5 separate regions of the Homo sapiens genome follow, and regions 1, 2, 3 and 5 are each linked to region 4. A link is a contact called in ENCODE Hi-C or POLR2A ChIA-PET data. All regions are on one chromosome and are shown on one strand. The core of a region is the stretch at or near the end of the contact, and the rest is flanking DNA. Distances in the headings are between cores, read along the strand shown. Region 1 has its middle 55 kb from the start of C7orf33. Region 2 has its middle 29 kb from the start of EZH2. Region 3 overlaps LOC124901766 (a long non-coding RNA gene). Region 4 holds the start of CUL1 (cullin 1). Region 5 overlaps EZH2 (enhancer of zeste 2 polycomb repressive complex 2 subunit).

Region 1 (4,894 bases), core at 1,511-4,010, 160 kb after region 4:
TGCTGCTATAGCAGGAAAGAAGCCATAGATCATACAGGTGTGGCTGTGTTCCAATAAAACTTTACTTATAAAAACAGGTGGTGGGCTGAATTTGGTCCACAGACCAGAGTTTACAAACCCCTGGTTTATTGAATGCTTGTTATGGGCTAAGCACTTCACATGCATGATCTCAATTCTGAAAACAATCATGGAAGCAGGGCACTATTTATTACCATTGCCTTCTATTTACAGACATGGAGCCCAAGGCTCGGAGAAGTTAAGGTCATGTAGAGGTAGGGTTTGAGTCAAAGAGTCCTACCTCCATGGTTCACTCTTAATCACTGTGCTGTCCCAGTAATTAGAGGGATGGGTTGTGGAGGATGGGCTGTCGCAGAGAATCCTGATGTCAGACCAAGAGTCATCTTGGTTAGATAATAGAGGGCCGTGGAGGGTTATGAAAGAGACTGACATAATCAGGGTTCTTCCACTCTCCCTTCTTCCCAGCCTTGTTCTCGCTCACTGGGGTGTGACCTGATGAGCTGCTCTCACTCAGGCTCTCACAAGCAGATCATCAAAGACAGAGTCTAAGATCATTTGGGATCAGCCTTGCCAAGAGGACAGCATGGCACGGGAGAGAGTGGTCCGGTGCCATGGGGTGGGGGCGACTGTTGAGTGCAGGCTGGGCCTCTTCCTTGGCAGGCTGGGAGCGCATGGCCTGCAGTAGAAGCCGAAAGGTCTTCAGGGGAGCGCTAGGGACAAGTTTTCTGGACTGGCCACAGAAAAAAGCCCTTGTTGGCTCCAGGGTGTCTTGTTCAAATCGGGGAGCTGGTGCTGTCACCATCAGCAGCCTGCCCCGTGGCAGCCCTCTCGCTTCAGAGAGCAGTCTGTCAAGCTCATGTTTCCCACTTTCTAAGCCTTCCCAAACACAACGATCATGCCACTTCTGTGTGGAGGGATGACACTATTTCAATTTCACCAGGAGGCAGTCACTTGCTAATTTTCCCCTGACCCAGAAGATGAGAATGGATGAGAAAGGGTCCACACTACCGTGTTTGAAAATGGGCCAGACAGAGGATGGGAACCAACCACTAGTTGTGTCATATCCGAATTCATACCATCATGGCTGGAAAGGGAGTTTCAGGGCCAGATCTTGATCTTTATGCTATACTTTAGATCAGCATCCTCTGAAGTATGCTCCATAGGAACATAACAGCCCTACTTTTACAATATACTCTATTTATTTATTTATTTATTGAGACAGAGTTTTGCTCTTATTGCCCAGGCTGGGGTGCAGTGGCACGATCTCGACTCACTGCAACCTCCACCTCCTGGGTTCAAGCGATTCTCCTGCCTCAGCCTCCCAAGTAGCTGGGACTATAGGCGTGTGCCACTACGCCCAGCTAATTTTTTTGTATTTTTAGTAGAGACGGGGTTTCATCATGTTGGCCAGGCTGGTCTCAAACTCCTGACCTCAGATGATCTACCTGCCTCGGCCTCCCAAAGTGCAGGGATTACAGGGGTGAGCCCCCACACCTGGCCTACAATATACTCTTTAAAAAGAGTTCCAGAACGGATACGTTTGGAAATCCCCAAGTGCTCCACCCTGTCTCTTGGAGCTACATGATATACAAGAGCACTTTAAAGGCTCTGGCACATTTTTATTTTATTTTTTATATTTTGAGACAGAGTCTCACTCTGTCACCCAGGCTGGAGTGCAGTGGTGCGATCTCGGCTCATTGCAACCTCCGCTTCCCGGTTCAAGTGATTCTCCTGCCTCAGCCTCCTGAGTAGCTGGGATTACAGGAGTGCACCACCATCCCCGGCTAATTTTTGTATTTTAATAGAAACGGGGTTTTGCCATGTTAGCCAGACTGGTCTTGAACTCCTGCCCGTCTTGGCCTCCCAAAGTGCTGGGATTACTGGTGTGAGCCACTGTGCCCAGCTGGCACATTATATAATAAAGAATAATAAACCCATCTTTTAACTTCGCAGTCCTAAGTATAGTTTACCAAACAAAATCCTTGCTTCCAATAATACCTGTAAAAATCCTGTAGTGCTAGAGTTCCCTAGATCTCATTTTGGAAAATAATGTTGCCGGTGATTACAGGTGATTAGGGTCAAGTTTTTTTTTTTTTTTTTTAAGTGGGATCACTGGATAATCTGTGATTTAGAAAAATAACCCAGGCAGCAGCTTAAAAGCTGAGTTAAAGAGAGTTAGACTCAAGCTAGGTAAAAGGATCTAACTAAAGTCAAGAAAACTAGTCCAAGAAAAATGAGGGCATAAAGTATCGATAGTGATTATGGGGGTGGAAAGGGACGGATTTTGTCTCAACACTTTTCTGAGATGGAATTGAAAGCCCATGTGATGGACTGAATATGCAAGGCGGAAGGAGAGGCAGAGATCAAGGTTGTCCCTGCATTTTCCAGCGTGGTTGACCAGATGGATGGCTATGCTGTTAACTAGGACTGGAAACACAGAGGAAGAACTTCCAACATGCCTGCCTTTTAAAACAGCAAATGTCAGAGTCGGTTCCATCTGAGTCCATACAGTTGATGTCACAGAGCGAGTATGGGCAAGAACAACACTGCCCCCCAGGCTCTGGCAGAAATGTACAGTTTCTATATCTGACAGGCTCCTCTGTTGCGCTCCGGCTTCCCTGTTCAGTTTCTGTCTTCAGCTCCGGGTGTGAAACCTAGCAGGGCACATTGGCTAGGAACATAAACAAGTCTGTTTCCCGTCAAAATGCTTAATTACAGCAATACATTATGACACAGTTGGCCAGCCTGGTCTGTCGGAAAGGTTCACAAACAAGAACGATCGTTTTTGAGTGGGAGTTTCCAGGCTATTTGTCAGAGACTTTTGGGAAGTCAAAGTGGCTATAGTTTGTCAGAAGCAGCAATTAAAAATTGCCTCTGGATGTGTGTCAGACTGAAAGATATTTAAAATCAGTGTAAACACTAGACGGTTATCCCCTCAGTACTGGAAGAAATTCTTTTAAAATATATTTTTTATTATACTTTTAAGTTCTAGGGTACCTGTGCACAATGTGCAGGTTTGTTACATATGTATACATGTGCCATGTTGGTGTGCTGCACCCATTAACTCGTCATTTACATCAGGTATATCTCCTAATGCTATCCCTCCCCCCTCCCCCCCAGGCCCCATTGTGTGATGTTCCCCTTCCTGTGTCCAAGTGTTCTCATTGTTCATTTCCCACCTATGAGTGAGAACATGCAGTGTTTGGTTTTTTGTCCTTGTGATAGTTCTCTGAGAATGATGGTTTCCAGCTTCATCCATGTCCCTACAAAGGACATGAACTCATCATTTTTTATGGCTGCATAGTATTCCATGGTGTATATGTGCCACATTTTCTTAATCCAGTCTATCATTGTTGGACATTTGGGTTGGTTCCAAGTCTTTGCTATTGTGAATAGTGCCGCAATAAACATACGTGTGCATGTGTCTTTACAGCAGCATGATTTATAATCCTTTGGGTATATACCCAGTAATGGGATGGCTGGGTCAAATGGTATTTCTAGTTCTAGATCCCTGAGGAATCGCCACACTGTCTTCCACAATGGTTGAACTAGTTTGCAGTGCCACCAACAGTGTAAAAGTTTTCCTATTTCTCCACATCCTCTCCAGAACCTGTTGTTTCCTGACTTTTTAATGATCACCGTTCTAACTGGTGTGAGATGGTATCTCATTGTGGTTTTGATTTGCATTTCTCTGATGGCCAGTGATGATGAGCATTTTTTCATGTGTCTGTTGACTGCATAAATGTCTTCTTTTGAGAAGTGTCTGTTCATATCCTTCGCCCACTTGTTGATGGGGTTGTTTGTTTTTTTCTTGTAAATTTGTTTGAGTTCTTTGTAGATTCTGGATATTAGCCCTTTGTCAGATGAGTAGATTGCAAAAATTTTCTCCCATTCTGTAGGTTGCTTGTTCACTCTGATGGTGGTTTCTTTTGCTGTGCAGAAGCTCTTTAGTTTAATTAGATCCCATTTGTCAATTTTGGCTTTTGTTGCCATTGCTTTTGGTGTTTTAGACATGAAGTCCTTGCCCATGCCTATGTCCTGAATGGTAATGCCTAGGTTTTCTTCTAGGGTTTTTATGGTTTTAGGTCTAACATTTAAGTCTTTAATCCATCTTGAATTAATTTTTGTATAAGGTGTAAGGAAGGGATCCAGTTTCAGCTTTCTACATGTGGCTAGCCAGTTTTCCCAGCACTATTTGTTGAATAGGGAATCCTTTCCCCATTTCATGTTTCTGTCAAGTTTGTCAAAGATCAGATGGTTGTAGATGTGTGGTATTATTTTTGAGGGCTCTGTTCTGTTCCATTGGTCTATATCTCTGTTTTGGTACCAGTACCATGCTGTTTTGGTTACTGTAGCCTTGTAGTATAGTTTGAAGTCAGGTAGCGTGATGCCTCCAGCTTTGTTCTTTTGGCTTAGGATTGACTTGGCAATGCGGGCTCTTTTTTGGTTCCATATGAACTTTAAAGTAGTTTTTTCCCAATTCTGTGTAGAAAGTCATTGGTAGCTTGATGGGGATGGCATTGAATCTATAAATTACCTCGGGCAGTATGGCCATTTTCACGATATTGATTCTTCCTATCCATGAGCATGGAATGTTTTTCCATTTGTTTGTATCCTCTTTTATTTCATTGAGCAGTGGTTTGTAGTTCTCCTTGAAGAGGTCCTTCACATCCCTTGTAAGTTGGATTCCTAGGTATTTTATTCTCTTTGAAGCAATTGTAAATGGGAATTCACTCATGATTTGGCTCTCTGTTTGTTATTGGTGTATAAGAATGCTTATGATTTTTGCACAATGATTTTGTATCCTGAGACTTTGCTGAAGTTGCTTATCAGCTTAAGGAGATTTTGGGCTGAGACAGTGGGGTTTTCTAAATAT
Region 2 (4,462 bases), core at 887-3,386, 210 kb before region 4:
AGATGCCCTTAATATAAAGCAGTGGCAGGCTGGGCATGGTGGCTCACATCTGTAATTCCAGCACTTTGGGAGGCTGAGGTGGGTGGATCACCTGAGGTCAGGAGTTCAAGACCAGCCTGGCCAACATGGTGAAATCCCATCTCTACTAAAAATACAAAAATTAGTGGGGCATGGTGACAGGCACCTGTAGTCCCTGCCATTTGGGAGGCTGAGGCAGGAGAATTGCTTGAACCCGGGACGCGGAGGTTGTAATGAGCCAAGGTTGCACCACTGCACTCCAGACTCCATCTCAAAAAAAAAAAGAAAAAAAAAAAAAAGAAAAGCAGAACTAGGCTCCCATTTGTTCACGGGTATTAAATAAAAATGATCAGGGAGGAGGGGAAAAGACGATTCACAAAGGAGCTTCTAGTCTGAGTTATAAGGTAGCCACAGTGCAGTCAGCTCAGGCATTGGCAGGAACTACTGGGGGGATGTCACCCAACAAATTCCACCTTCACCTTAAAAAGTAACTGTCCAGCTGGTCCTTGCCTTCCTGTCCAGACCCGGAGCAGTGGGGCCCATGCACCTGGCACCTGACTTGCTGCAGGGAACCACAACAGCGTGTTCCTGTTCTAGGAACTGGGAGAGGGGTGAAGGGTGGCTGTGGGCCCAGCTGGAATGCTGGCCTCAGTGGAGGAGGTGCAGAAATGCCTGGGCAAGGCCAGGGGCAGACCCTCCCATCAGCGGGGAAAGGCCCTTGGCAGGTGGCACCAGAGGGGGCCACATGGTAGTGTGCCCAAACAGGGGCCCAATAAAGTCTTTACTTCCCTAGCTCTCTTTCTTGAGAATACTTCCCTCTGTGTCATAATTGGAATGTGTGAGTCATGCTCTCAATCTCCGAAAACTCAGTGCTCTTGGTTTGTCTGAGTCCGCAGCAGGTGCTGCGGGGGAGGCTGCGGGAAGCTGAGGACTTGCAGCCACTGAGGCCAGAGCTTCCCTGGACAGCACCGAGGCATGAACGGCATTGCACCGAAGACAGGGCTGGGTGGGGAGAGGTATGGCTACAGAACACACCTGTTAACTACCGGTAGCTTTCTGGGGGCAGAATCTGTCTGTCTCAAGCCCCCCAGGATTGCAGCCACCTCTCCCATCGCAGTCCCGCCACTGCTTCTGCTGCCAGGCAGGGCCTGGAGATATGGCTCTTGGCCACCTTTAGTACACAAGGTGCAGGCAGGCCCTGATAATGAAGAGAATTAAGACAGTTTCTCTCCCACAGACACTCACAGCCTAGACGAGGAGATGAACCATCAACAAATAATTTAACAAAGATTTGGGAACAGAGTGGCAGAAGCTATTCCTCTGCCCAGGAACAAAGAATCATTCCTTTCTGTTTCCATGTGGGCTCCTGACACAGATACTCAACAAGCAGAGCCAACATGATTGATCTTACGCCCTGATTATGTGGCAAACATGTTTGCATTTTACGATTGTTCATTTTAATTCGTATTATCAGGTTTTGCTACCATGGCAGAACATAACGGTCTTAAACCCTGCATGTTAATCCCAGTTATCCAAGACTTCCCATGATACACTATAAAAATGTCTTTTTACCCCGCACATGCTTATGTCACTATCTTATATCTTATACAATGTGCCTTTCATTTCTAAAAGCAATTCATTCACATAAATGTTCCTGCAGATTGTTAAAGCCTTAGACTCTGGGACCAGGCATAATTGGAGAACGAATCAGATGTATGTTTCAAAGAAACAACCCCAACACATATCCAAACGACATTTAAGATTTCTTCCTATTTCACAGGAGATGACTTACGAGTGAACACTCACCCTTTTTTGGTATGTTAGTCTCATATTACCTTTTGCTATTAAACCAGGCATGGGTACACTTTCCAGGGCTGAGCTTTATTGCACATGAGCCCTGTGACTCAACTTTGCCATAACCAGGTATTTTGGGGGCTTTTAAAAGTATGAAGACATTGCTAAGATTAGTAAAAACAGAACCTTCAAAGTCATGAACACTGAAAGTACAGAAATAAATCATTTTAGCTTTTGATGGTTTGATGAAACTTTCTATTCACTGGCTTCCTAATTCATAAGCATCAAAGTAAAGGAAATTGTGGTGACATGATTTTGCAGTCATAATTTCTGAGCCTCAGAAATGCATTCAGCTGAATCGAATGTAGTATCTTTCTTTTAATTTGAAATGGGTAAAATACAGATCCACAGTTTAAGAATCAAATTCAGTTTAACAATTGGAAAGAACCTTTGAGAAACTGTGTTCCAAACACATTTTACAGGTGAATACTATCAGAATACAACCGGTTGAGGACCAGGCAGGCCCCTTAACTTCCCCAGGGCTCAGCTTCCTGATCTGTAAAGTTAGGGGCTGGGCTGTATGAACCCCTAAATCCCGTTTCACCTCAAACGTATTTCAGGATTCTAGTAAAAAGGTGCTGAATGAACGAAGCTAATCCCGAGAGAGACTTGGATTTGCCTGAGATCATGCAGTTAGTCAGGGACAGACACACATCCTCTGACTCCCGGCCATTGCTCTTTATAGAGAACAGGTTTAGAGTAAAGATCTTGAATTAAAAAAAAAATTACACAGAGATTAATGAACAGAACACCTTATAAAAAAAAAACAACACACAACTCTATATGAAAACCAAGTCACGCAAACTTCTGAGCAATATGTTTCAGTAACCTGCACTTTTAAATCATAGACTGGCAGCTATGATTTAAGCACCCTTAGACATCCAGCTTGTGTCCCTGGCATGACCAGGTATGCACTGGAGGAATGTCAGCCAGTGTACTGGCTTCTTCTGTTACATCATGAACTTCTCCAAAATGGAGAGACAACAATTCATTATACCATGATCTCTCATTATAGATTGAATTGTATCCCCCAAAACGACATGTTGAGGCCCTGACCTCCACTACTGTATCTGTGAAGGGGACCTTATTTGGAAATAGGGTCTTTGTGATGTAATCAAATTAAGATGAAGTCATTGGGGGGTGGGGGTGCTAATCCAGTATGACTGATGTCATTATAAGAAGAGGGAAATTTGGACACAGGGAGAAGACGGCCACATGAAGATTGAGGCAGAGATTGGAGTGATGCTGCCACAAACTAGGGAATGCCCGGGGCTACCAGAAGCTGCAACAGACGAAAAAAGGGTCCTCCCCTAGAGCCCTCAGAAAGAGCATGGTCCTGCCAACACCTTGATTTTAGACTGTTAGCCTTTAGAACTGTAACACAATGAAATCGTGCTGTTTTAAGCCACACAGCGTGATACCTTGTTATAGCAGCTCCAGCAAACAAATACACCTCTCATGTCTCTGTTGGGTTGACTGGGCTCACTGGAGTCCTTCTCACTCAGGGTACTGCAGAGAGTGGCTGGAGCTGGCATCACCTGAAGGCTCAACAGGGCTGCATCCAAGATGATGCACTCACATGGCTGCAGTTGATGCCGTCACTGGCTGGGGGCTCAGCTAGGGTGTGGACCAGCTCATGGCCTCTCTGTGGTGTGGAATTATCAAAGCATGGCAGTGTCACTCCAAAGAGGCAGGAAGTAGAGACTGCTGTGCCAGTAAGGCCCTGGCTGGGAATGGGTGTGGCATCTGTTCTGCTACCTTCTATTAGTCAAACCCATTAAGGAGGTGTAGCAAGGTGAATGCAGAAAAGCATGTGAGTTGGGAGAAAGTGCTGAGCCATGATTGGAACATACAATCCAGCTCAACAATGTTTAATAGGATAAGTGAATGTGAACCTACTAGAAATCATGTAATTCACTGTTAAGCCAAAATATTAGTGGATTTAGAAAGTTATTTGAGATATTCGGAGCCATTGCTTCCCTCTGTTCTTTTTTTTTTTTTTTTTTTTTTTTTTTTTTTGAGATGGAGTCTCACTCTGTCACCCAGGCTGGAGTGCAGTGGCACGATCTAGGCTCACTGCAAGCTCCGCCTCCCAAGCTCAAGCGACTCTCCTGCCTCAGCCTCCTGAGTAGCTGGGACTATAGGTGCATGCCACCATGCCCTGCTAATTTTTGTATTTTTAGCAGAGATGGGATTTCACCATGTTGGCCAGGCTGGTCTTAAACTCCTCACCCGCCTCTGCCTCCCAAAGTGCTGGGATTACAAGCCTGAGCCACCATGACCGGCCCCTCTGTTCATATTGATTAACAAGATTAGGTTGTAGAAAACATGATTCCTCAGGACAGTTACTGATATACTGGGACCCAGAAGAGCTACTGCAGCCCCCAAGGGTTCTATATGACAAGGAGGGCTTCTTCAAACCAGTTTTCCCCCCAGAATCTTCATCACCCCTGAATCACAGCTCAGGAGACTGGAAGAGATACTTCCTCTCCCTGCTTGGAATCATTTGTTACAACTGTTATACTATGTTCAGTGATCCCCTAGCTGATGGGGAAAGATTCTCCCTGAAGCACCTAGCAATTCCTTAGTC
Region 3 (4,785 bases), core at 1,726-4,225, 130 kb after region 4:
CTTGGGAAGATCAGGAACACGGTGAATAATTGGGATTACCTTTGTCTCACTAAGAGCCAAACCCCAGGTGTTGTAAGGCTACAAAGCTATCTCATTGTCTTCCTGTATCATCCAACGCTGAGATCCTCTGTGACATTTTAAATTGCTTATGTAGCAAAGCAAATGGAGTACAGTATTCAAACATAGTTTTGTGTTTGTAGAGAACATAAGAAGCTGAAAATATGAATGGATTCAAAGTGCATGTAGAAAAAAATGTGTCTGCTATCTTTGTGATTTGTTGCTAAGGAAATGTTTCATAGAGTATTAGTACTGGACGAGCCCAAAGAAATAATAATATGAAGCCATGTGATATTTGGGATCCACTTACACTAAAAATTATTGTTTATTACATTTACATTATATTATTTGTTCTTTATCTGAAATCCGAATTTACCAGAGCGTCTTTTGTTTTTATTTGCTAAACCTGGCACCCCTATTGAAAATCCTGCTCCCCAGGCTTCAGCAATATCTCACTATGTAGAAAAAGTTAGGTTAAAGTTGAATTGTCTGCTATTTTAGAATGTCTAAATATATTCAGAAGGCAAACTATTGGAAGATTTTTTTTAAGCTCATTTTATATTCAAAACTTAGAAATAAGGCTCAAGGAGGAAGGCGTGTCCTTCCAATGTCATTTTGGAGCATTGTTGAATAGGTCTATCTGAAGATTATTTAAATATTTAGGGCAATGTTCTTGTTTGTCCCGCGATCTATTAATGATTAAAGGGCCGAGGTCTGTGAAGTTACATGTTATCGTGAGGTATTTGTCTGGCAGTGATGCAAATCAATTCTGTCTGGTAGAAAAGATAACCTAAAAGGTTATAATTACTGCTTTAGTGCGTTGCAGGATATTAACTTGTTTTGTATAACCTAGGGCTCTTATGCTAACATTTTTTTCATTTTTTTAAAAATAAAATCTTTAAAACTTTAAAGCAGTTTTTTTTTTTTTTTTTTGTAAATCTAAAACAGTTTTAGATTTACAAAATTTGTGAAGATAATACATGACAGAGCAGGAGTATTGCCATCTTGGACAAGCACTGTCATTTTAAGTTCACGTTGATCAAAAACTGCCTAAATCCAAAGGGGATCAGCCTATGACTGTAAACCACAAATGACATCTCTGACCAGAAACATTCCAAATCCCTCCCTGACCAGAGATGTGCCAGCCCTGAGACAACCTTCCCACTGGCCAGAAAGATGTCAGCCCCAAAGATAACCTCCCCTCCACCCAGAGGCATTCCAACCCTGCCATAAACTTCTCCCCTACACGAACATATTCCAAGCTTGTGATAAACCCCCTCACCCTAAAACCAATATATACTCTTAGTCTGTAAGAGAGGGTGCTCCTGACTGAAATTGGCCAGAAGCCCCTCTCAGGTTTTTTTCCACAAAAATAAACCTATCTTTGACTGTTAAGCACGTTTCATGTTTCTTTCCTTTTTCTTTAACTCTTATGGTACAGAGGGTTGCTACTTGCCTCATCCCCACTTTTTCCTATTATTAAGCTTATGTTAATATGGTGCATTTGTCACAACTGACGAACATTGATATATTATTATTAACTAAAGCCCATACTTTATTCAGATTTCCTAATGTCCTTTCTCTGTTCCAAGATCCCATCCAAGTTACTGCATTATAAATAGTAGTCACTGCCTGGGTGCAGTGGCTTACACCTGTAATCCCAGCACTTTGGGAGGTCAAGATGGGCGGAACACCTAAGGTCAAGAGTTTGAGACCAGCCTGGCCAACATGGTGAAACCCTGTCTTTACTAAAAATACAAAAAATTAGCTGGATGTGGTGGTACATGCCTGTAATCCCCACTACTTCGGAGGCTGAGGCAGGAGAATTACTTGAACCTGGAAGGTGGAGGTTGCACTGAGCTGAGATCATGCCACTGCACTCTAACCTGGGTGGCAAGCGAGCTCTGTCTAAAAAAAAAAAAAAAAAAATAGTAGTCACTAACATTCTTTTCTCAAATACCTATAAATATCCATTTCCTCAAATGTTCCTTGAGCCAGTTTTGCCATCTTGCTAGTTCTCTTATTAATGGGTAGAAAAAAAATTTTTTGACATGCATTCATTCTCTACCTTATACATAAATTACATTTTTAACCTTTTGAAAAGTTAACTTTGGTGCCTTCTTATAAGAAAGGGAGGCATGAGGCCTATGGTTATGCATCGTGACTCTATTGTGACTTTTCCAGCATAATCCAGGCTGCAGGAGAAAGACAGCGTTGTGGAGTGAAATCCAGTTTCTCTTTCTTGCAGAAAAATGCAGCTGACCAGGTTGTAGTCAAGAACTAAGCTCACCTAACTGAATAGGAATGTCTGATTGTCAAAAGTCAATAACAACAGATGATTTAAGTCTTCTTAATGTCTTCACATACATTCTAGATGTATACAAAACCATTCTATTTATGATAAAAAATATGTAATTAAAAATTATATCTCAAAAAGCTTTCTAGGAACATTTTCAAGGCTCAGGTTTTCAAACCATGAAGCACCAGTAATTAGGAGGAAGAGTTAAAGGTTTATTTTAAAACTGCAGGGGAAACCAGAGTGATAACAATCTATGATTAATCTGTGATTAATAACGGTTGAAAATTTGTTAGAAGGTACCTGAACATATTTTGACATTTGTATTTCTTTAATGTTTTCTGTAAAGGAAATGTTGTTTATTATTGGTAAAGCAAAATTTGTTTCTGTTAATTTTGGACTGCTAATTTTTTTCTAAAAAATATAATTGAATGCCATTATGGCCTCTCCCGTACTGTTATCCACCTCTGAGAAAGCTTAACAATTTAGATCATGAAGTCCATAGGAAGAGAATATTGTTCCATTGTTGGCAACCATCAGCATTTCATAAATAGCTCCAAAACTGAAACTGCCTTTGCAAAATTATGACTCAGACAGTGAAAGAGATCTAACTTAATCGACTTCCTCTTGCTTCTAACCTCCAAGCTGTCCTTGTTTGTTCCTGGGCAAAGGCTGAACTAACTTTAGGAGAAACTTAGTTTGTAGTTTAAGACAAAGATGATAACAGCCCTTTCCCAAAGCAGATCTCCTTCTTGCCTGGGGACTAGATTGCCTTTGTAGAACTAACATTAGCCACAAGATTAGAAATTATGGTTTAGGAGTCATGCAGCTGGAGACTACAAGATTCTGACCCTCCCTAAGCTGCTCCTAAGATCAGTGCTTGAGATATTCTGCAGACCCGGCACTTGATGGATCAGCTGGCACCACCAAGATTGGTAAACTGACTCATCTGATCTTGTGGCCCCACCTGGAAACTGACTCAGCACAAGAAGAGAGCTTCGACTCCCTGTGATTTCATCCCTGGCCAATCAGCACTCCTGGCTCACTGGCTTCCTCCCACCCACCAAGTTGTCCTTAAAAACTCTGCTCCCCGAATGCTTGGGGAGACTGATTTGTCTTTTCTGACTGTGTTTTTTGCTTTTTAACATGCCTCGTAATTTTTTTGATGATACCCAGTTATGATGTATCAGGTACAAGGAACTGAGGTAGGAACTGGGACTTTCAGTTTTATGAAACTCTGGCTAGAAAGTGGCTGTTTGCTGTTTGCTTCTAGTTGGACATGTCAGAGGTTAAAATAATCTCTGATACTCTTATTTTTGTCTCTCCTATTGTCTTTGGGTTTCCTCTGGGACTTTTTCCTAAATAGGGTCTGAGGCTTGTAATTCTTTCAGCTGTAATCTCCTGCTGATGTGATGGGAAGGTGTCGGGGAGGGGAGGTGTTCTATCCCTTTAGGATTAGGCCTTGGCCTTTTAGTGAGCCTGTGCCCCCGGGTTGTCTTCTCAGCACCCCTTTGCCCTCCCTCTCCCCTTCAGGCAAGACAGGAAGGTGAGATGGGGCTGGAGTTGGGTATTTCCCTTCCCTCAGGTTGATTAGACTCTGGTAAAACCCAAAGGGGCTGGGCTCTGGTAAGGTAGTTTTCCTTGAGGGCAGGGTTTTGTTAAGGAGAACAGAATCTCTTGGGCATACAGTTGATTCTTGCTTAGGGGCACTGACACCCCCCTTCCCCCTGCACAGTCAAAAATTCAAGCATAAGTTTTGACTCCTCCACAACTTAACTACTAATAGCTTACTGTTGACTGGAAGCCTGAAGGATAACATAAACAGTTGATTAACAAATATTTTGTACATTATATGTATTATATGCTATATTCTTACAATAAAGTAAGATAGAGATGATAAAATATTAAGAAAATCACTGCTGGGTACAGTGGCTGACACCTGTGATCCCAGCACTTTGGGGGGCCAAGGCAGGTAGATTGCTAGATCCCAGGAGTTCAAGACCAGCTTGGGCAACATGGTGAAACCCTATCTCTGCAAAAAATACAAAAATTAGCTGTATGTGATGGTGTGTGCCTGTAGTCTCAGCTACTCAGGAGGCTGAGGCAGGAGGATTGATTGAGGCTGGGAGGTCAAGGCTGCAGTGAGCTGTGATCAGTGCCACTGTACTCCAGCCTGGGCAATAGAGAAAGACCCTGTCTCAAAAAAAAAATAATAATAATAGAAAGAAAACTGGGAGTGGATCATCATAAAAGTCTTCATCCTCTAAGTCTTCATGTTTAGCAGACCGAGGAGGGGGAACAGAATGGTGATATGGTTTGTGTCCCCACCCAAATCTCATCTCAAACTGTAATCCTCAGATGTTGGAGGAGGGGCCTGGTGGGAAGTGACTGGATCATGGGGGCAGATTTCCCCCTTGCTGTTCTCAGGATAG
Region 4 (4,615 bases), core at 925-3,424:
CTGCGCTGGAGGAATTCACAATCGGAAATGTATGGGAAATAAGGCTGTCATGTAGTTAATTACAGCTAGAAGATAATATTCAGTAAGTGGCAAGAGTCTAATGAACTGTAATATCTAAGGAAACCATGCAGAATCAGCTCAGGCATGCGTGTCTGTCTTCTGATGTGGTACACACATTAGGAGTGGGGGGTGGGGCTGGCTATAAGGACCTGAGCATGTGGCTCTCAGGGAGGGAGGCTTTTATAAATTGGTGAAAAACCCTAGCATATCTAAATTTGGTTTGTTTTTTGACAAAATCGTTTTTAAAAGATGAAGCCAATGAGAAAAAAAGTTTAACATATTTAGAAAGCAATTCAGCCATCCCTCTCAAGCTTAAGGAACACTCTCCTGAAACCTCCAAAAATGGGCATTAATAGAGTTAAAGCGAGCCAGTCTTGTGTTTGCATGCTTTGGAATTTGAAATGTAACGCAACTATTTCGACTCACCATGGAAAACAACAAATAGAACCTTCAAGTAAAACATTTTTCAATATCCAAAAACAAACCTTCTTTAAACAAAGAAAAATCTCATCTCCAAATATCTTTTTCAAACAGAATGACTGGTTTTACATTTTAAACATCATTACATATTTTACTACGTAATACACTCTCCAGGATTTCAGAAAATCGGGTACATTTTCGGGTGCACCATGAAATGAAGTGTTAAACTTAAAACTGCACACACTTCTGCGAGGCGTTAAGCTATGCTTAGGTCCTAGAAGCTCATGGCTTGAAGTAAAAAAGGAATCTAGTTCCTCTTCTGCCGCTTCGTTAAGTGCATTCCAAAAAGTGTGATCGTTTACTCCACTCAGAACTTTTGACGATTTTAATGCTACTACAGGAAAGAGCAATTACACAGAGCAAACAAATATTTAAGTAGACTGCAATTCAGTATTTGCGCACTTACCACTAACCCCTACTACGAACCAGAAGCAACCAAGAGTGACCCAATCGGAAAAGAGAATCCTCTTTTTGGCAAAGCCAGCCAGGGAGAAAACCCTAACTTTGGGGATTCATTTCAAGGAATGTCTACAAGCATTCCTCTCTTTCTTATCTTATGTCTGCGCTACACAATACTGCACGGGTGGCAGAAACGGGGGTCTTTCAGATCTTAAGGGAAAAAAAAGCGACGACCCCCGAGTCTGGGGACCCCAAGTCCCAGCGGCCTGGCGGGCGCACGGCTACCCTCAGGGTCAGGGCGCGCGCTCCCGTTGGGACCGGGGGCGCGCCGAGGCCGCAGCGCAGGGCCCGGCCCGACTAGCGAGCGATAGGCGGGCGCCGGGGGGCTCTGTCCGGTTCGGCCGCCGGGCTAGCATCCCTGCGCGCATGCCCCGGCCCGCTCTCCCAGGAGAACGGGGCAAAAGGGCGACTGTTACCCAATAATAGCGCCCTGCACGTTCGCAACAATGCAGGCGGGGAACCCGAGAGCCGCGGGCAGGGAACCGGAAAGCGAGAGAGCCCGGCTCCGCGGCTGCTCCTGCGCTTGAGCCCAGAGCTCACAGGGGAACACGCGTCGGCCGGAAAGCAGCGCCGGGAAGAAGCGTGGGCGCGAGGGGGCAAGGGCACGGGTCCCGGCGTCCCGCGGAGGTCGCCTCACCAGGCGAGGCGCGGACGCCCGAGCCGCCCCGGGCCACACGTCGGCCCACCCTCCGAGAACCCAGCCCGGTCGCGGCGGGGAAAGGGGCCGGCGCCACCAGGCCGCCGCCTCCAGGCGCGATGAATCGTGCTTTTTCCCAGTGCGTAGTCCAGGCCTGGCCGCCCCGGCCCGTCCGGGGTGACTCAGGGCCCGGCCCCGCTCGCTCCTCTGCCACCTTCGGCGTCCTCCGCCCACGAGTCCCCCGGCCCGGCCGCCATTCTGCCCGGCCGCGTTTCGGCGGCTCAGGCCTCGCCAGGCGCCTGGTTTCGGCCGTCGCGGCCCGAGTCACTGCGACACCGCGGCTCGGGGCCGGGCCTGCGCCGCCGCCGCCGCCGCCACCTCCTCTCGGCCCCGGCGGCTGCCGACACTCACCCGCATCTCTGTGGTGCCCCAAAGGCTCCCGCGACGCCTCCGCCTGGTCCCTGGGCCTGGGCCCCGGCGAAAGCCCCGTCCCGCCAAGGTCTAGCTGCGTCCCTCAGCTACCGGGGCTGCCCCGCCTGGAGCTGCGTGCGACACGGCGCCCGCCTCCTCCTCCTCCCCTGCCCGCCCGGCCCTCCTCCTCCCGCCGCCGCCGCCTGCACCACGCAACCTCCGCCCTCTCGCCTTCCCTGCGCGGCTCCCCGCCCTCTCGGCCTCACCGGCTCCGGCGACCGCGGGGGAGAAGCTGTTGGGGGAGGGCCGGAACGCACCGCCATCGGCGTCCGGGGCGGGGGAGCCGGGAAACCGTCGTCGCCATCGCCCCGCCAGCCCGAGGCGCGGGAGGGGCCCGGAAAGCTCCCTCCCGCCCGCTCGCCGCTGCCGGCGGCCCCGGGGGCGCCCCTTCCGCGGCCGAGGCCCCCGCTCGCGTGGGGAAGCTTCTACCTGCGAGCCTGCGGCCCCTGCCCCCGGCACCCGAGACATCCCCGACCCGGCGCGCCGGATTCTCTGCCAGGTTTTACAGCCTCCCTCGCCTTGGGACCGCCGCGGAGGACCCGTTCCCGCCACTTCGGACCTCGCGAGCGGGGCTGAGCTGCTTGGGTCGGGGACACCACCAGCCTCTGGAGAAACGGCCCGAAGCACCCCGAAGAAGAGGGGGTCCCAGTCCCCTGCCCCTCCCTTGTGCGCACCCCCACCCCCAGCTTGCCTGGAACCTGACTCCACACCTTTGTCGACCGGGACAGGGACTGGGGGTTGCACCCCAGATCAGAAAGTCAGAGGTGGCCCTCCGAATCGGCGCGGACTTCCGAGGAACCTCAGCCAATTCTCGACCCCCTTACCACCTGCAAGGCCTTAGGAATCGGCTCCAGAAAGCTCGAGCTTATCTGCGTGTTTCGTTTTAAAAATCACTTCTAAGATAAAACCTAACTAGGCTTTCCCCTTCAGACTTTCAGTAACTCCTGTTTGGCAAATTTTGACATTCACTCTATCCTTCGTCTTTGTAAGGACATATCAAGACTTAGAAGGCTTTGATTACACATACGGATGGCATGAGTCGTGATATAAAATAGTATTGTTTTCACGTGTACTTCGAAGTCATCTCATTTGAAATTAACTGTCATAATTGACTATTTGGAATATTCAACCTAAATACTACCCGCTGCTGTGGTGACGGGGGGTGGAGGAAGCGTGGTGGAACCCCAACACCTAGTGAGGGGTGGCTGATTAATACCACGGCTCACAACATAACAGAGCGGCTCATTCCATGAACAACCCCGGGGGGATTTCGAATTCTATCATCTGGGCAAAAGATGTGATGAGTGTAACTTCCTGTTTTCTCCAAACTAAAACACTACGCAGATTCCTGTACCGCTCTGGGACAGAAATCCTCAGCCAGAGCAGAGGCCGTCCCCAGAGTCCACACTGTTTCCTGCATAAAGTGGGTTATCTCAGAAGAAACATCCCACTGGTCTGTGTGATCCTTCTATTGAAATGTGGTCTTTTATCTACATCTAAGTATCTCTAGAAGTAATGCGTTTGTATGTACTTGTCACTCAGATATGTAATCCCTTAATTTGTGCGGGGTTTTGGGGTGTGAAAAATTCTTGGTTTATATCCTACACTTTTAAATAACCTCGTCAAAACTTACATGTATTTAACACCTTTTTTTGTGAGCACATGGTAAGGTTGGAAGTAAAAATGGAAGGTTTATCCCTGTGGCCCATGTTTTCCAGTGTACCTATGTGGGGTTTTAAAAAAATGTCCCAATTTCTTCCTTTTACTGGAGACTGCGTTTTTTAGACAACAGCTTATCTTCCTATTCCCTAACCAGTCTTCTCCAATCTTACCATTCAATATAGCCTCCTTTTCTGTGACTTCCTCCAGCTGAATAGAAGGGCTGAGTGGGTCAACCTTCCCTGTATTGTTTGTTTCCTCCACCCTCTCTTTTTCCTTAATAGCAGTATTTGGTCCACCCACACCACCCTCTCTCTTCTCACTGCCTCCATTCCTGGTTCTTAACTCCTTTCTATTCTTTACTCTCCACCTGCCTACACGATCATTCTTAGCAGCAAATTTATTCCATCGACTTTTACGTCCACTTAACATCCAGATTGCATTTACTTTGCGCAGATAACCTTGCCGCCTACCTCACAAGTCAAGGCCACCTGCTGCTCTCTTTCTACTTTAAAACATCCTTCCTCCATCTTTACCCCCCAACTCAGCAAAATTGATGTCTCTCTCGGATGACCCAAAGTTTGGAGGGATAATTAATTTGATAGATGTCAGAATCAAAGTTCAAAACAGTCTCAACAGGCTACAACATTAGGCCAAAAGCAATGAAATAAAATATAACTTTCAAATCTAAATATGATGTACTAGCTGGAAAAGCCCAAGTTTTAGATTTTAGACCTTGGTTTGTATCTAGTTACCCAAATTTGAGTCATATCCAGTAACTCAAATTACTATCTTTTGCTCTAGTAAGGTCAACTGTTAATTTGAGATAAAAATACCTACTTCATAAGA
Region 5 (5,002 bases), core at 2,090-4,589, 140 kb before region 4:
TTCTCATTAATGTATTTCTTTTTCGTACATCTGCCCATTTCTTGCTGATAATCACAAGACACTTCTCCTTCACTGACTTCATATCAAAATGTTTTCTACTGTATGTGTTATGACTGAAAGAGAAGTTTGCTTAGATAGTGCCTGTCTTCTGGGCAAATGGTATGATTAGTTTAGTAATTTAATCCATCTTGCCAATATACATTTCTAGATTCCCAGGAGAATATAATGTTCTTGTAAGAGTTTTGTATCTTGTTTACTAATGAAAAGAGAGAATATGGTGTATATTCTTGGGGCTTCAGAATGTCTAATAGAAGCAGCATCAGAAGGGGATCACGGTCCTCGTATGAAGAATTTAAAAACTTTTGGACTTTTAAATATTTACAGATTTGCTCTTCATAGTAATATTTGAAATGATTTTAAGTTCATTGCTTAGCATTTGATATTAGCAGATTTTTTTGGGGGGAGAAGCTTCTATCAAAATAATGTGTAAATTATTTTGTATGTTGGCAGTTTGGACTTAACATTTTTGTTGAAGGAGAAGAAAAATACCTGTTACATGTAAACACTCGATTGCATTTTTTATTGATTTAGTAATGAAGTTCCTTCAGTTAATTGTAAATGAAAATTTAGTCACTGTTTACAAAGAAAAAATAATATCCTAGTGTATTTCATGTATAATTTAGTGTACTTTACTCAGATACATTCTTTGAGTGTAGTAACATGGTTTCTTTATACATTGCAGGATTATAGGCCCTATAGGTTTAGATTCTCATGAACCTTTTGAGCAAATATGGCAGAAAGCTGGTCACTTTTCTCATGTCTTTAAATTAAGTGGATGGCTCTTCAAGTGTCTGTCTTACTCTTAGTCTGAACATATACACTCATTCTTATTGCCTCAAGGAAGTGGTCTCTGAGTTGCTTTCTGTAGCTCCTTGCCTCTTTTAACTATTATTGGTATTTACTTGGAGAGTTGAGTCTTGTTAGGTTAACTGTCAGTCATTCCCACCTGTATAACTTGTAAATCCATGCAGCCTTTGCTTTCTTTCTGGCTTTATTTAGGCTGAAATAGATGTAACATTTCTTAAATGATCATATAAGGATTTTTTTTTTCTTGTGAGCAGAAACTAATATAAGCATTTTATGCTTTTCCAAAGGGTTAGCTTAAAAAAAAAAGGTCATTTGTGATATTTGAGTTCATATAGCATCATATATTAAATACATGTCATTTATTATGTTTATATTTTAAATTTGATTATATATCTTCAGTTTAAAAGGTGAATTTTAAAAAGTCAAATTTAGGCAACTAATAAAACTAGCAGAAGTTGCTTTTCATTTGTAGTTTTTCTCCTAGAATATTGTATATATAGTTTGTGTTTTATAAATTATTGTTATAAAGATCATGTATCTTCCCCAAATGCAAAACCGAGTTCTGACAACTATTTAAAAATAAAACAACAAATCCAAACAAACAAAAGTGCTTGGTTAATCTGGAATGTTAGAAATTGTTTTATTCTCTGAAGAAACAAGAAAATTGCATTAGACCGAGGACTTTTGCCATAATTTAGCTTTATAATAGGGATTGACTTAAATTTACTCCTTAGGATTCTGTCTTACCTTCTCTTAGCAGATTTTATAAAAGAATATCACTTGAGTAACATTTTGGAAAGGCTGGGCAGATTTCATAAGCTACCCAACAAGGCAGTTTTATACTAGCTAATGTGACTACCTGTTGGGCTAATGAAACTAGTTTAAAAGTTTTATCTTTTTCTCTCCACTGAACAGATCATTGTAAAATGATTATTGTAAAAATTTAGATAACACAGAAATAGGTAAAACAGAAAGCAAAAGTCCCTGTAGTCCAACTGCTCTGGCTTTTATTCTTTCAGATTTCATTTTCTATATATACTAGGAGGTTAATAATATTTTATTTTTAAAAATTATTGGCCAGATATACATCCTTTCCATTTTGGGCCATCACTTTACAACCTCTGTCCAAATTTTCATTCTTTTAAAAAATATGTAGTGTTTGACATTATGGATATACCATAATTTATTGCCCCATTCTTGATGGACATTTAGATTTTTAATTTTTACTTTTGCAATCAGTGCTGTACTGAACTTTATATACATCCTTGCATCTTTTGAGTAATTCTGTAGAAGTTCCTACAAATAGAATTATTAGATCAAGATGATATGCATGTTTAAAAATTTAGCAGATATTACCAAATGCACCCTCAAAAGTTTTACATTACACCCCCACCAGCTGTTTATGGAATGTCTGTTTACCTATATTCTCAACACAATATTATCAATCTTAATCTTCAGTCCAATAGGTAAAACATTGTTAGAATTGGTTATACCGTGTCTTAATTATTCAGTGAAGTTAAATGTCAGTTACTGTTTGTTTATATTTGTGAATTGGCTGTTACAGTGTTGGATCTTGTGCAATTAGGTTGGGCTTTTCTTATGATTCATAAGGACTTTTTGTATATTACAAATACTAGTTTTGGCTGGGTGCAGTGGCTCACGCCTGTAATCCCAGCACTTTGGGAGGCCAAGGTGGGCAGACCTTTTGAGATCAGGAATTCTAGACCACCCTGACCAACATGGTGAAAGCCCATCTTTACTAAAAATACAAAAAAATTAGCTGGGCATGGTGGTGTGCGCCTGTAGTCCCAGCTACTTGGGAGGCTGAGGCAGGAGAATGCCTTGAACCCAGGAGGCAGAGGTTTCAGTGAGCCGAGATCACAAGACTCAATCTCAAAAAAACAAAAAACAAAAAAAAATAGTTTTTTTTGTCATATGTTTTGCAGATTGCCCCCCCCCCATTTTGATGTTATTTCTGATATATCTTGGTTATACAGTTTTTTCTTTTAATTTTTGTCTTTCTTAAAGGTTCCAAAAGTCTTTCTTCACTTCAAGATTATAAATTATCTACCTATCTTTCCTTTAGTTCTCTGTTTTCATTTTTATATTCTAATATCATTTAACCCATCAGGAATTTCCTTTGGTGTAAAGAATGGGTAGGGGATTTGGTTTTTAATTTTGTTCTTTTTAGTTTCCTGGTTGTTTCAACACTATTTACTGAGTAATTAATGAATAGTGAGGGGCAGTTGTAAACTTGTTTTTGAAGATCAGCAGAATCAGCCTTCTTGGTTGGTGGTTTCCTGGGCAGTTCTACCACTCGAGCAAGACCTGAAGTGTTTCCCTTCAGAAACCACAGCCTGTGCCATCTTGCTCACTCACTTTCCTTCCTTCCTTCCTTCCTTCCTTCCTTCCTTCCTTCCTTCCTTCCTTCCTTATTTGACAGAGTTTTGCTCTATTACCCATGCTGGAGTGCAGTGGCGTCATCTTGTCTCACCTCAACCTCTGCCTCCTGGGTTCAAGCTATTCTTGTGCCTTGGCCTCCAGAGCAGCTGGGACTACAGGCATGCACCACCACACCTGGCTAATTTTTGTATTTTAGTAAAGACAGGGTTTCACCATGTTGGCTAGGCTGGTCTTGAACTCCTGACCTCAAGTGATCCGCCCACCTTGGCCTCCCAAAGTGCTGGGATTACAGGCCTGAGCCACTGCGCCTGGTCTTGCCCACTCACTTGAACCTCTACTACTTTGTAGTATTAAACCCAGATCCACTGATTTAAGCAAGGCTTCAAAACAATTTTACTGCCACAGCCTATATAAACTATAGATTTATATAATACTCTCTGTTCCATTTTAGTTGATTTTTCCCCCAATGACAGAAATTGTTCTTTTTTCTACTCACAGGACTGTTATTGAATTAGAAATTTGAATTTACATGTGGTGGATGAACATCACTCTTGTTACCTGCTTCATGTACTTTTTTGAGTGCTTACTACCTGTGATGATTATTCTGTTTCTGATCTCCAGTACTTAGCAAAACTGGAGTTTTTCCGCAAAGCTGCAGATGAGGGAATGATTTACCTTAACAGCCCTTCAGGATTTTAACCTAGGATTAAGTAGGTTTGCATGTTTGTGATTCCTTTCATTCAGGGCCCGGCTTCTGAAGGTAGGATGCGGGGAAGAGCTTTAAGGATCTAAATTTCCTCCCAGCCTGAGCAACATAGTGAGATCCCATCTCAATAAAAAATAAAAAAATTAGCCAGATGTGGTGACACGTACTTGTAGTCCCAGCTACTCGGGAGGCTGAGGTGAGATAATCATTTGAGCCCAGGAGTTTGAGGCTGCAGTGAGCCATGATTGCACCACTGCACTCTAACCTTGGCAACAAGAGCTAGACCCTGTCTCAAAAAAAAAAAAAAAAAAAAAAGGAGTCTAAACTTCCCGATACTGTATTCCAAATGTCCTATGTTAAATGCTGTGTTATCATTCCCCGCCCCTTGGAATGTAGAAACCGTTAATTACAGGATAAAAGTGAACTGAGAAGCAAATACCCTTGTGTTGTAGGGTAGAGGTTCTTCACCCAATGTGGAATTGGTCTGTAACAAATACTGAACAACACAAACTGAAATAATTTACAATCTGATATGAATTACTCTTTTTCATTTCTTAACTCCAACACTTGATTAGTTGCTTTCATTAAATACATCTGTGTCAATATCTTAATGGGGTTTTTTCTTCCGTTTTTGTTTCTGCCTCTCTCCTGTTGGAGCGACTCATTTCTTTTCAAGTGTCGTCTTCAATCTCCCTTCTCCTATTTTGCCTTCTCAACCTGATTATGAATTCACTTCCATTATTGAGCTTCTCTTTACTTTATCCAAATTTGCTATTTATCTCATTGCAGTTTTTCTTCAGTACTTACTTTGCATAAAAGTAGCCTGAACTTAAATTATATACACGGTCATTTTCACCAGAAGGGCTAGCTAATTTAAAACTTGGGCGTGTTATCTTTTCTTTCCTCAAGTCCTGCAGAATATAGGGTAGTTTCAGAAATCACCCCCAGCTTTTCTCTAGACTTGGTGACAGCTGATGCTTTCTTCTGACTCTTCCTTTCCTGGAGTGCCGACCTTCCTGCACCTTC

Evidence for each region. A loop is a pair of places that touch in the nucleus more often than their neighbours do. ChIA-PET counts read pairs that join two places held with the same protein, here RNA polymerase II (POLR2A). Pooled maps may share reads with other maps.
Region 1: a pooled map shows a loop between it and region 4 (7-fold over the local background). The contact joins the enhancer-like site here to the promoter of CUL1 in region 4. A Hi-C loop is called at or near these places in 3 of 168 maps with a recorded cell type or tissue (CD8-positive, alpha-beta T cell, ascending aorta and naive thymus-derived CD4-positive, alpha-beta T cell) and 10 of 50 pooled maps. POLR2A ChIA-PET finds 5 or more read pairs at or near these places in 1 of 52 experiments (activated CD4-positive, alpha-beta T cell).
Region 2: a pooled map shows a loop between it and region 4 (8-fold over the local background). The contact joins the enhancer-like site here to the promoter of CUL1 in region 4. A Hi-C loop is called at or near these places in 1 of 37 single-sample maps with no recorded cell type and 9 of 50 pooled maps. POLR2A ChIA-PET finds 5 or more read pairs at or near these places in 14 of 52 experiments (A549, BJ, CD4-positive, alpha-beta T cell and 9 more).
Region 3: a loop to region 4 is called in a map of SK-MEL-5, with 4 times the contacts of the local background. The contact joins the enhancer-like site here to the promoter of CUL1 in region 4. A Hi-C loop is called at or near these places in 25 of 168 maps with a recorded cell type or tissue (B cell, CD4-positive, alpha-beta T cell, CD4-positive, alpha-beta memory T cell and 19 more), 22 of 37 single-sample maps with no recorded cell type and 25 of 50 pooled maps. POLR2A ChIA-PET finds 5 or more read pairs at or near these places in 16 of 52 experiments (B cell, CD4-positive, alpha-beta T cell, CD4-positive, alpha-beta memory T cell and 11 more).
Region 5: POLR2A ChIA-PET joins it to region 4 with 10 read pairs in Panc1. The contact joins the enhancer-like site here to the promoter of CUL1 in region 4. A Hi-C loop is called at or near these places in 2 of 37 single-sample maps with no recorded cell type and 1 of 50 pooled maps. POLR2A ChIA-PET finds 5 or more read pairs at or near these places in 7 of 52 experiments (AG04450, BJ, IMR-90 and 4 more).

Annotation. Positions count from the first base shown.
Region 1 is chr7:148,533,202-148,538,095 of GRCh38, reverse strand. No RefSeq gene overlaps it. Among named protein-coding and RNA genes, the nearest start is that of C7orf33, 55 kb to the left of the region's middle. Within about 2 kb of position 2,760, at least 2 of the 41 ENCODE cell types and tissues checked have a DNase peak (open chromatin) inside an H3K27ac peak, as active enhancers do.
Region 2 is chr7:148,910,870-148,915,331 of GRCh38, reverse strand. No RefSeq gene overlaps it. Among named protein-coding and RNA genes, the nearest start is that of EZH2, 29 kb to the right of the region's middle. Within about 2 kb of position 2,136, at least 4 of the 41 ENCODE cell types and tissues checked have a DNase peak (open chromatin) inside an H3K27ac peak, as active enhancers do; they include CD4-positive, alpha-beta T cell and CD8-positive, alpha-beta T cell, where a contact is called at or near this core.
Region 3 is chr7:148,562,926-148,567,710 of GRCh38, reverse strand. The region is part of intron 2 of LOC124901766 (a long non-coding RNA gene); the gene reads left to right. Among named protein-coding and RNA genes, the nearest start is that of C7orf33, 25 kb to the left of the region's middle. RefSeq lists enhancers at 1-392, 3,178-3,317. Within about 2 kb of position 2,975, at least 3 of the 41 ENCODE cell types and tissues checked have a DNase peak (open chromatin) inside an H3K27ac peak, as active enhancers do; they include PC-9 and mammary epithelial cell, where a contact is called at or near this core.
Region 4 is chr7:148,696,462-148,701,076 of GRCh38, reverse strand. CUL1 (cullin 1) reads right to left here and starts at 2,174. Exons shown (of 22, transcript NM_003592.3): 1 at 2,048-2,174. RefSeq lists silencers at 1,170-1,269, 1,570-2,599, 3,260-3,319 and enhancers at 1,147-1,872, 2,940-2,989.
Region 5 is chr7:148,837,353-148,842,354 of GRCh38, reverse strand. The region is part of intron 3 of EZH2 (enhancer of zeste 2 polycomb repressive complex 2 subunit); the gene reads left to right. Among named protein-coding and RNA genes, the nearest start is that of EZH2, 44 kb to the left of the region's middle. Within about 2 kb of position 3,339, at least 3 of the 41 ENCODE cell types and tissues checked have a DNase peak (open chromatin) inside an H3K27ac peak, as active enhancers do.